Linked DNA regions of Homo sapiens: region 2 is linked to region 1. Evidence: chromatin contacts called from ENCODE Hi-C or POLR2A ChIA-PET data. All regions are on one chromosome and are shown on one strand. Each heading gives the region's core, a stretch centred on a gene start or an enhancer-like site at or near the end of the contact. The rest is flanking DNA. Distances are from core to core; before and after follow the strand shown. Region 1 holds the start of HERPUD2 (HERPUD family member 2). Region 2 holds the start of RALA (RAS like proto-oncogene A).

The links. Hi-C counts contacts between places; a loop is a spot of excess contacts on that map. ChIA-PET counts read pairs that join two places held with the same protein, here RNA polymerase II (POLR2A). Pooled maps may share reads with other maps.
Region 2: a loop to region 1 is called in a pooled map, with 3 times the contacts of the local background. The contact joins the promoter of RALA here to the promoter of HERPUD2 in region 1. A Hi-C loop is called at or near these places in 1 of 168 maps with a recorded cell type or tissue (heart right ventricle) and 2 of 50 pooled maps. POLR2A ChIA-PET finds 5 or more read pairs at or near these places in 1 of 52 experiments (naive thymus-derived CD8-positive, alpha-beta T cell).

Annotation. Positions count from the first base shown.
Region 1 is chr7:35,691,451-35,697,202 of GRCh38, forward strand. It overlaps HERPUD2 (HERPUD family member 2), which reads right to left and starts at 3,685. Exons shown (of 9, transcript NM_022373.5): 1 at 3,351-3,685; 2 at 2,734-3,177. The coding sequence starts at 2,880. It overlaps HERPUD2-AS1 (HERPUD2 antisense RNA 1), which reads left to right and starts at 3,756. Exons shown (of 1, transcript NR_136255.1): 1 at 3,756-5,752. RefSeq lists an enhancer at 2,824-3,711 and a silencer at 3,154-3,563.
Region 2 is chr7:39,620,254-39,626,005 of GRCh38, forward strand. RALA (RAS like proto-oncogene A) reads left to right here and starts at 3,319. Exons shown (of 5, transcript NM_005402.4): 1 at 3,319-3,572. It overlaps LOC107986785 (a long non-coding RNA gene), which reads right to left and starts at 3,224. Exons shown (of 2, transcript XR_001745175.2): 1 at 2,180-3,224; 2 at 1-1,361. RefSeq lists an enhancer at 3,195-4,042 and silencers at 3,369-3,878, 4,473-4,522.

The DNA of each region.
Region 1 (5,752 bases), core at 2,435-4,934:
CAGGAACAAAGTCCCTCCACCTACTCCTGACCCATCAGATCCAATTAGAGCAATGTTGATGAGAGCCATCAACTTTTTACTTACTGGGGCACTCCTGTTCCTACAAAGCACTGGAGCCCTACTCTGCTAAGTCCACACACTGATAATGAAAGTAGGCATATGTGCAAGGAAGATGCACAAGAAATTATCTCTGTTAAACATAACAGCACTTGAAAACTAAAACACAGAATCAATGTTTAGTCATTGCAGGCGGTCAGAAAAACCTAAACTTCCTTTATAATATTACTTAATAGCAAACTGTGCTGAATTCTAAATAATGACCTTACAAAGTAAACTTTTAGGACTCCAACTCCTATGCTGAGGACTACCTATGGCTTTGCGATACCATTAAACTGCTGCTCAACAACTGTGATGCTTCAAATCAATTCTCACGTGATAAGAATGTAAACTTACTAAATCTAGTAACTATACAAAGTTTTCAGTGAAATTCTATGACGATAAACACACATACCCCCACCGCTCCAGAGCTCCACCCACTCAACCTAGAAATGAAAGTCAGACATTACAATTCACTTAAAGAAAACTTGTCAAAGGAGAAAAAAAGGTTTGCCATGTTAATCATTAATAGGCTGCATAGTATTTGGTTTAGCCTCCAAAAGTGTCTCCAGTGTGGCTACAGGAGGCAGGCAGTTTGGGAAGGAGTTCTGTAACAGATCTCATCCTCAGACAGCTAACTAATGCACAGCGGCACTGACATCCTCCACTAGTGATCAGTGCTGCACAGGCAGACCTCCTGCCAAAAGCAGGCCTCTTCATGGGTAGATAAGGCAGACAGGCTTCCCACTCCCGTCTCAGGTACTTTTTTTTAAAAAAGCTTTAGAAAAAAGTCTATAAACTGCAGACTAGGTCCCTTTTGGTTTAATAGTACAATGTAAAGATCTCGCCTACGTACATACCAGAGCATATATTTGCTATGAACAGTATTATGGAAGTCTATGACTTTCAATTGACTATCCTAAAAACCTATTTTCCACTTCAAAAATGTGTGAAACTAATCATATGCAACAGGAAATCTTTTGTAATCAAGGTATTTTCAAACAGATTCTTACTCCCTGTGTAAATCTTAACTTTCAAACAAAAGATGTGAATAAACAGGGGCTCTAACTAGTTTAAGTACTTAAATTCCTCAGGGTTTTTTTTCCCTCCTACTAAAAATATTTGTATCACAAAGTACTGATAAACACAGCTAATGCCGATTAAGAGTTGTTTTTCTAAACCTCCTGTTTTTGCAATAACCGTCCTATTTCTGTGGTTCTTCTGCAAGTCTAAAAGCCTAACTAAACTTAATACTACAACACTGAAATGCTCATAATTCATTAATATCGTAATATAGATCAAGTGTCTTCCTTAACTTAGGTGCATAAAACAAGTGTTAAGTGTAGAAAGCATAGTTGCCTTCCAACAGATCCATGCTTAAATGTACCTGATGCCAAAAGTTATTTCCCACCCTAAAATCCGACCCTCTTTATTAAACAAAAGTTTTAGTAATTAAACACTACTTATTCAAGAATAAAAAATGTATACAGTGGAGAATGCGAAAGCCTCACTTTCATATACAGTACTCTACATGACGGTATACTTCTTTTCTAAACTATTCCAAGACTCCTTGATTACCAACCACGGCCTTTCAAATCTGACTTTGGGGACAGATGGAGCTGTACTGTCTATATTTTATTTATTATCTCTGCAATATCCAGTTATGATTCAGAATGGAACACAGAATGGAAAAGCCATATGAGAGGGATGCACCAAATGGTGGTGGGGTGGAGGGCAGTTCTCTTTTAAACTAATGTCCATGTATCCTCTACAGGAGAAAAATGTTGAAAGGGGTTGTGGTGAAAACGAATCTACAACTTATAATTCTTTGGTCCTTGAAACATATATAGTAACCTTGAAAGTATAATTTTTATAGGGGACACATACTTATTTCTAAGAAAAAAAAATCTTCAATTTCTGTTTAAGTTTCTGGGCCAAGTGTTGAAAGTAAAATGGAATTTTAGTGTAATAAGCAATAAAAGCTCTGATACGGGTTGTAGTGCTTTATCTTTTTTTTTTTTAAGAAAGGATATATCTCTCACTCGCATATTAGGTTGATGACTTTAAGTCCAAAGAAAGTAGTCCCTTTTCCATGCCTGCCAATTCTTTGAGACAGAGTCTCACTGTGCCACTCAGGCTGGAGGGCAGTGGTGCGATCTTGGCTCACTGCAACCTCCGCCTCCCGGGTTCAAGCGATTCTCCTGCCTCAGCCTCCTGAGTAGCTGGGATTACAAGCATGCGCCACCACGCCCAGCTAATTTTTGTATTTTCAGTAGACATAGGGTTTCACCATGTTGGTAAGGCTGGTCTCGAACTCCTGACCTCGTGATCCGCCCGCCTTGGCCTCCCAAAGTGCTGGGATTACAGGTGTGAGCCACCGCGCCCGGTCTTTGCCTGCCAATTCTTAAGTCCCTTGATATTTCTGCTTCCTCTTACTAATTAACTGAACCTCATCAGGAAAATATTAATGATGGTTCGAACACTCAGGAGACACAACCTCAGAACTCAAAATACCTCGCGGTCTACCAAAAGAGACCTATTTGATTCAAGACTGGAGGGGAGAAGCAGGAAAAAGGAGGGTACACGGCACGAAAAGCTGCTGGTCAGAGCAGCTGCCCCCAGCTTTTACACACTTACTGGTTTGCTAGGGTAAACGTTAGATAGATGCGTTTTTAGTTTCCCCACGGTCCAGTTCAAGAAGCAGCTAATAGTCTGGTCACTGTATTTCTGATTCGGTGCTTTAATGATGAGGGTCACAGGAATCTCCATCCCACTTTGGTCCATGGTGCCCCCAAAGTCAGACAGAGTCCAGAGGAGCGGCAGTTAAGCCCAAAAGAGCCGAGATGGTCACCGCCGGCGCGACTGGGATGAGGACAGAAGTGAGTTCTTAGTATTCCGTGTCCAAGTCAGTTACAAGTGCACTGGAGGATACGAAGCCCATTGCCGGTACCAAGGATGGACTGAGGTGGTGGCGACTGCGACGGTGGGGTCTGGGTGCCCGGCCGTGGAGGCAGCTCTCCCCGCCAGGTCCGGGCTCCGCCGGGCTCCGGACTGTGGAGGCCGTCGTGAGGAGAAAGGAAGCTATACGAAGGAAGGGTGGGAGGGATGAGGGCACAACGGCCGGCCCGGGGTCACTGCCCCGCCCCACCGCGACCCCCAAGCTGGAACGCAACAAGGCCCCTACGCCACGGCCCCGCGGTGCGGATCGGGGAAGCAGCTGGGCCGCTCAGGGCGGTCAGCGGGCACTGGGGTACCTGAGAGAAGGCCGCGGGGCCCGCCACCGCCGCCCTCCGCGCCCAGGCAGGGCCGCCAGCCACACCGTCCGGCCAGGCGTTTTCCGTGGCAGCCGCTCCCTTCCTGCTGCGCGGCGACCGGCACGGCCCAGCCCCGGGTCTCGCGAGGAGGCGCGGGTGAAAGGGAGAGAAGCTGACCGAAGGCGCGGCCCGGCTCTCCGCCTGACCCCTCAGTCTGGACAGCGCAGGGTGGCGGCAAGGCAGGGCTGGGCCGGGGGCGGCCCAGGCGACTACAGGTAGCAGGAGGGCGGGGACGAGAGCCGTTGCGCCACCGCTGGCGCGCCGGTTTTGTTGTTATTGCGAGGATTGTCTGGGGCCCCTTTAAGCCGGAACAGGCAGGGCGGAAGTGCGTCACCGGCGGCACGCCCCTGCACATGGACCTCCCCCGTCCCCGCCATCCCTGCCGATCCTGTTGCTGCCGCCTTCCCGCCGTGCTCGGGCTGCCCGGGACTCTAGCCGCCAGGCTTCGCGTCGCCCAGCGGCAGATCGGGCTCCTGGGAGCCTCTCCCCTGGCCGTTTGCTCGGCCTCGGCCCCAGCTGCCCTGGGGCCTAGCCACTAGCTCCCCTGGCGCTAGCCTACCCTGTCTTGACCGCACCCTGAAGATTTGGGAAGTCTTTCTCCATCCCAAGAGTCGTCTCTGCAAAAGTTGGTGTCCTTCCTGGTGCTGAACCACGCTTCTGCTCAAAATGTGTTGAGCGTCGTCTGTCTGCAAAGCACGGTGCCAGGAGCTTTGGTGGAGAAGGCATGGGGTACATGTGTAAAGAGTACAGGCTTTTGGTTAAACCTGAAGTCCTCCTCTACTTTCTGGGGGACCCTGGCCGTCCTTGCTGAGCCTCCGTTGACTTCTCTAATGGGGACGGTAATGCCTACCTGACCACAAGCTGATGAGTAAATGAGCTATGAGTGCAAAGTGTGGTGCAGTTCTGGCGTGTGCCAGCCTCTCAAGTGTCAGTTTCCGTCTCATTCCTCTTAATCTTCACTAAAATGGACAAGTATTCATTGAGCACCTAATGCGTGTTCAGTATGGTGGGAGATGAGGGATGACAGTATTATTTTTCTATTTTATAGGTTAGACATAGAACAAAAGGTTGAGTCTATTGCCCATAGCCGAACTTTTCTTCATTTTCTACTGTGGTTTAGAAGTCGGTATAGTAAGTTAAGGGTTGTTAGATGTGCATTTTCACAGCTCCCAGCTTCCACTTAGGAGTAGATAACATAGGGGACTTTGCGAGCTGGTCTCTTTCCCTCTTAGCTTCAGAAGGGCTTCGAGGTAGCCACCACTGAATTAGTTGAGAGACAAGGCACCCCTACGGAGGAAATCTCAACTGCACAACCCCTACTGTGCCCCAATTCAGCAGGAAGCAGTTAGAGCGGTGGTCAAACCTCCCCAATAGCACTTGGGTTTTCCTGTTGAGAGGGGGTACTGAGAGACAGGACTAGTTGGATTTCCTAGGCTGGCTAAGAATCCCTAAGCCTAGCTGGGAAATTGACCACGTCCACCTTTAAACACGGGGCTTGCAATTTAGCTCACACCCGACCAATCAGGTAGTAAAGAGAGCTCACTAAAATGCTAATTAGGGAAAAACAGGAGGTAAAGAAGTAGCCAATCATCTATCGCCTGAGAGCACAACAGGAGGGACAATGATCAGGATATAAACCCAGGCATTCAAGCCAGCGGTGGCTACCCTCTTTGGGTCCCCTCCCTTTGTATGGAAGCTCTGTTTTCACTCTATTAAATCTTGCAATTGCACACTTTTCTGGTACGTGTGTGTCACAGCTCAAGCTGAGCTTTCGCTCACCGTCCACCACTGCTGTCTGCCGCTGTCACAGACCCACAGCTGACTTCCATCCCTCTGGATCCAGCGAGGCGCCCATTGCTGCTCCTGATCGGGCTAAAGGCTTGCCCTTGTTCCTGCAGGGCTAAGTGCCCAGGTTCGTCCTAATCTAGCTAAACACTAGTCACTGGGTTCCACGATTCTCTTCCATGACCCACAGCTTCTAATAGAGCTATAACACTCGCCGCTTGGCCCAAGATTCCATTCCTTGGAATCCATGAGGCCAAGAACCCCAGGTCAGAGAACACAAGACTTGCCACCATCTCGGAAGTGGCCCGTCACCATCTTGGAAGCGACCTGCCACCATCTTGGGAACTTGGGGAGCAAGGACCCCCAGTAACATAGTGACCAGGAGGAAATTCTTCCTCTCAACAGCTAATGCAGCAGGATCTCTTACACCGTACCCTCCCTCACCTTGCTCTTGCTCTTCATGGTAGAACACGTACCATATCTTAGCTGTACTCTATCAACTGCGCATCTGAAGTAAAGAGTGAAGTCTTCTTTGTTTCCAGTCATGGAGCAACAAC
Region 2 (5,752 bases), core at 2,069-4,568, 3.9 Mb after region 1:
ATGTAGTCATGAATACATTTAAATGTTTACATTATGCATACACCTCTCTAAAGGAAATACTGAAGTCACCAATTTAATGGAAAAAATTCTCATCTACTTTAGGGATAGACATTGGACAAAACTTCACAAGTCTATATATTTCATTACATGTTTGTGATTAAACAGTGATGAGAATGACAGAGTTTCACAGGAATGTTCAACTTAATTGTGTCAAACATGTAACTGTCTATAAATTCTATAGGGACTGCATTATTCTATGGGGACATGAATAATGTTTTTAATACAAAATTCCAGTTAACTGACTGGAGTAGACTAATCATTAATTCTAAAACATGCTTCTGGCAAATCCCTATCTACCCTGTATTTTCCCCCAAAGCATATATTAGCTATGAGTAGCATGAATATAAAAGTTGTGGTTACCAAAACTTCTTTTTACTTCCCTCTTTCATTAACTATATTTGTTAATACACAAGGTTTGATCATAAATAGTAAAGTCAATTCACAAGTTAAGAAAAAAGATCTAAGTGTATTTCAAAACAGGATCCTTCATGTTCTTTGAGTAATCCAGGCAGCAAAGTCAGGAATGCTCATGGGTGCTACTGGATATTAGTGCTAATTACTAATAATATGTACTTACAATTATGCCCTTTCATCCAAGTACCTCAAAGAGCTTTCATAGCATTAATTTGTTATTTCCTATAATATCTTTGAGAGGCGGCTGATAGAAAGTTATTATTATCTCTATTTTACAGTCAGAGAAACTAGGGCATAGAGAGGTTAAGTAACATTGCTAGGGTCATACGGTGAACAACTGACAAAAAAGGGACTCAAGCTAATTATTCTCATTTCCTGTTCAGTATATTATCCATTATATGGTTGTTCAATACACCTAAATGCTTTTTTATCCTAGACAAATTGAGAATACTGTATTTAAATAATCTAAGACGTAAGTGAACGCGTTTCTCTTTTTTTGTGTGTTCAAAAATGCTGCTCTACAGGGATATAGAGTTAAAAACTAATAATTAGTCTTTGGTTTGCAGCTGTAGCTATTATTTATAGGGCTTTTACTATTTGTGGTTTTCTGAAGCTCTGCTCAAAATGAAGTATTCTATTTCTCACTGCTTTATGCTAGGTTAGCATAGCTGTGAGCCACCAAAAAGCAGCTGAGACAGGCTGACTAATGAATTTGAGGTTGTCTTTCATTGCGTTCCTATTGCTGACTCTTCTTGAAGTCATCCTCCTTCTAGCTCTCCATTCAGCAGATATTTGTGCAACCCACCATCCTCAATCCTCAGCCTATGGCCAGCTTAACTGTTGTCAATGATTAAATTTAAAATATTTTTATTGGAATGGAGCAATTCCTACAGAATAAAAAAGAAAAAAATTAAAATATTAAAATATAAACATAGATAATATTTCATTTTATGAGTTAATGATGCTATACTATTAATAGTTACCACTGTTACATCCAGTTTCTGCTAAACCTGACCTTTAGGGTCCTTAGAAGACCATTAAACATTAGAATATTGGTCTATGGATGGACACATATCACCATATTGGGTTTTTTAATGCAGTATTTCAGTAATTTTCCCAAGTAAAGGCAGGGAGAAAGGAGAAGTGGTTTTGAAACTGTGCTCAATGACGTAAGACTGCAGTCAGCTTGGTTATGGTCATCTAAACCTGTGGTGTTTCCAACTTCAGCCCAGCTCCTCCCTAGAGCTCTAGACCCATATAGCAACCACCATTAGACAGCACCACTCTTACTTCACTCATCAACTCCAAAACTGAACTCATTTTTTTTCTGCAAAAATGTCCCCTCCCAGGACTCATCCTAACTCTTCCTTATCTTATTTAGTAAAATACACCCTTATCCTGCCCCTCCCTCAAAGCAAAACAAGGCATCATCATTGCCTCTTCCATTCTCCTATCTGGCAGCTGCCCCTAGCAACCAATTACCAGTTGATATGGCCTCTTGAATATTTTAGGAATCCATCTCCTTTGGATGCTCACTACCATTCACACAGGGTCCTTAAGTTTTCTCTTACTGGCTTCTGCAATGGCCCCCTTGTGGGCTCTCTGCTTATCCTTCTCTGCCCCCCCACCTCCACCCCCCCAAGTTATCTGTTCTCTACCAACAGAAGAATAGCTTAAATTGTAATCTGTCCACTCATTGCCTCACCAAGGCATAGACGATTCGTGATTTGGCTCCTGTTTTCTTCTCCAGCCTCATCTTCTTCAGCAACCTAAGTTTGAACTTCAAGACCTGTAATTATTACTCATTCTTCTCAACAAATTATTTGTCCCCGTGCTGCATCTCCTTTCTGTTCGGATCCGGATTTGCCATCCCACCCCTATTTTTGTAGTAGAAAATGCCTATTTATCTTTAAAACTCTAACCTACGTTAGTAAAGCTATCCATTCTTCACGCTGTACATCTTGATAAACCATACTTCCAATAGCAATGATTTGCTTTCATGTATGTCTGCCCACTAGACTGGACATTCCTTGAATGGCTCATACCAGGAATATAGTTGGTACTCAATTTGTGGGGAGCAAAGAGAGATAAGCGAATAAATGTCAAGACATAAGAATCTGTAGCTGCTAACTTAAATTTACGGATTTAGTGAAACTACTTCTCACAAGCTACCAAATCACAGTGCCATGGGGCCGCAAGATGATCTCAGTGCCACACCGACACCTGCAGAGTCGCAGGGGGGTCCGACACCCCTCAGAAAGAACTCGCAGACCGTCCGAGAAAGCGAATTCTCCAGGGGATCAGCAGTTAGATGAGGCCCAGGGCAGCCACGAGACCCTCCAGCCAGGGTAGGCGGCTGACCCGCCTCCTGGGATTTGGCCCGTGACAAGCCACGTCGCCAGCTCCGCTCTGAATACCCCCGGCCACGCCACACGAGCGGCCTCAACCCTGAGACGCCCAGGGAACATGAGCTGACCCTCTAGAAGCAAGATGGCGGCCTCCGCTCTCCCCTCCTTCCCCCAAGAACCCCCTCCTGGTCCCCAAAAGAAAGACAAGGACACCGCGGCAACGACGCCGAGATCCGGGAACCTCCGCGAGGCCCGCGGCCACTCCCGAGCCCCCGGGAGATGACTTCACCTCGCGGAGCTCAGAGAGCCGGGGGTGGGGCCGTCGGAAAGACAGCGCGGACAGCCCTCAGCTTGCAGGGGGCGGAGGCCGGGCAGCCTGCGCCCTCCGAGCCACTGTTCTGCGGCCCAGGCCCATGATCACCCTCCTCTCAGCCCACGGACAGGAAGTCGCTCCCCAGCTGCCCCGCCCCGCTCCCCAGCGCCCCGGAAGTGATCTGTGGCGGCTGCTGCAGAGCCGCCAGGAGGAGGGTGGATCTCCCCAGAGCAAAGCGTCGGAGTCCTCCTCCTCCTTCTCCTCCTCCTCCTCCTCCTCCTCCAGCCGCCCAGGCTCCCCCGCCACCCGTCAGACTCCTCCTTCGACCGCTCCCGGCGCGGGGCCTTCCAGGCGACAAGGACCGAGTACCCTCCGGCCGGAGCCACGCAGCCGCGGCTTCCGGAGCCCTCGGGGCGGCGGACTGGCTCGCGGTGCAGGTGAGCGATGCCCGCTCGGGCCGCCCGGGGAGGGACTGGGGCCACCCGGGCGGCGGCGGGGGTGTGTCCGGGCGGCGGCGGGCCGAGGCCCTGACGCGGGTTCGGGCTGCCGAGATTGCACATCCCACGTTCTGCCCGGGGACGAGCTGCGAGATGAGCCCGGCTGGAATCCGGGGCACCGCGTTCGCCGCTGTGGGGCGAGTGAGCCCCCGAGAGTGAGCGGCTGCGGAGAGGTCCCCTGCGCCCGGCAGCCGGTCTCAGTTGGCCTCGTCCGAAGGTCACCCCGCACCTTTCGTCCACGGCGCCCAAGTTCCCGCCCGGGCGGTGCCCGCGACCTGGGGCAACCCGCTGCCGCCGCAGTCCCCGCGCCTCACTCCACCCCTCTCCCCTCCTTCCCTTTCTTTCCACTCCTTGCCTGTGCTAGAGCCGCTGCTTTTTAAGCATCTCCGCCAGGGTTTTTTGTTTGTTTGTTTTGTTTGTTTGTGTTTTTTTTTTTTTTTGCCAGTTAAAGGAATGGTTTTTCAGACTTAAAGTCATTAGACTCTCCGCACTGAACTGAATACCTGGCCTTGGGCGCTTGCACAGCTTTAGCCCATTTTCAGGTAATCTAGCTTCTAATATGAGGAAGAGAATACATTTTGGGAGAGAGGTGTTTCCTCTGTGGTTCGTTTCTGAAAGATTTCCAGAAGTGGAAGATGTGATTGGCATGCTTTAGCCTGGATATATGTGTTTAAGTAGACGGGGGTGACGGCACACAGGGGTGGCAGTGTTGTTTCAGGATTTAGGGAGAATTAGGGAGTTAACTGGCCTGTGCTCGGAAACCTGAATGTCCAGACTTGTAAGAGCTCATCCAAGTGTGGCTGAGGTAGTGTGAGAAGTCCCGTGCCACGCCCTACGTGTCAAGCTGAAAAGCACCTAATTTACAAATTGTGTGGTGTGGGGGGGGAACAACCTTTATAAAACATGTATCATAAGTTAATTCTTTTCCAGAAAGTAAATTGCAACTTTAATCATATTCCAGAAATTGGATAACAGATTTCATTGGTAAACTCTTACAGTATGTTTATTAATGTATTTCAGTGTGTCTTATTAGCTCATGTTTTTCTGTCTCTGGTAATACAATATTATTCTAAACCGACTCCTGTATTAAAATAATACACTATTATTGTGAAGTATTATCTGACAACACCGTTTTTTGACCTTGGATTTCTTTAGGGCAGGAGCCATGTCCTACTTATGACTGTTTCTATGCAGTATGCCTTGAACATAGAAGCTGTTCACACATTTCTGCACTGAATGAATGAGTGTATAGGTTATCTCACAGTCACCATCCAGGAGTTGCTTATTTTTGTTGGGCTAGGCTGTTTGTTTTGTTTTAGGTTCTTGCCACTTACAGACTTTACTTCGTGTTTCATTCTTCAGCAGTCAGAGTTCTTTGCCTTCCAAAACTATCCTCCTCTGAAAGGTTAAAATTATATTAAAATTGTGCTGGGCATTATAACTTGTATTCTAGTGTTAAATGCTTACTACTTGAGCATATTCAGAGTTAGTAGGAAGAGACTGCCTGGTGATACACATCAAGTTTATGTTTGGGGTTGATAACTGTACCCTATCTTAATGAAAAAGAGGAAATTAGGAGTTACCATTGTTTGGATAACGTGGTGCTTCCCAGAATGCTTATAGTGGTTCATTCTTCCCATGAATACACGCAATCCTCTGAAATCCTGATGTGACCTTGGCATGATTTACCAATAGCCTCTTTTACATTTATTTTCCAAGATCCAGATGCTGTTCTCTAGTGTGTTTGCTGAGTGTGCAATAATATGGATCATTTATTTTGAAGCAGTACTTCATTACAACACTTTCTTCACAGGGCTTTCCAAAGGAAGAAAGGGCTAATTATAGAAAAGAATCTTGTCTACCATTTGTGAGGGAATATTTTTGTCTGTAGATGGTTGGATTATTTTCACATTAGGGAGGTTCAAATAAGAAGAAAGTGCTGACGTTTTCTCTCCTCTCCAAGTATGTGGTGGTGGTCCTGCACTGTTTTTCCAAGCTTAGCTTCTACAGAACATAAATACATGTACCAGTGTCAATTCTTGTAGATATGCATATCAGTGTAATATGCATTTGTATTCTTTAGTAGATGAGTGGCAAGGACAATTACTTTTAAAATACTG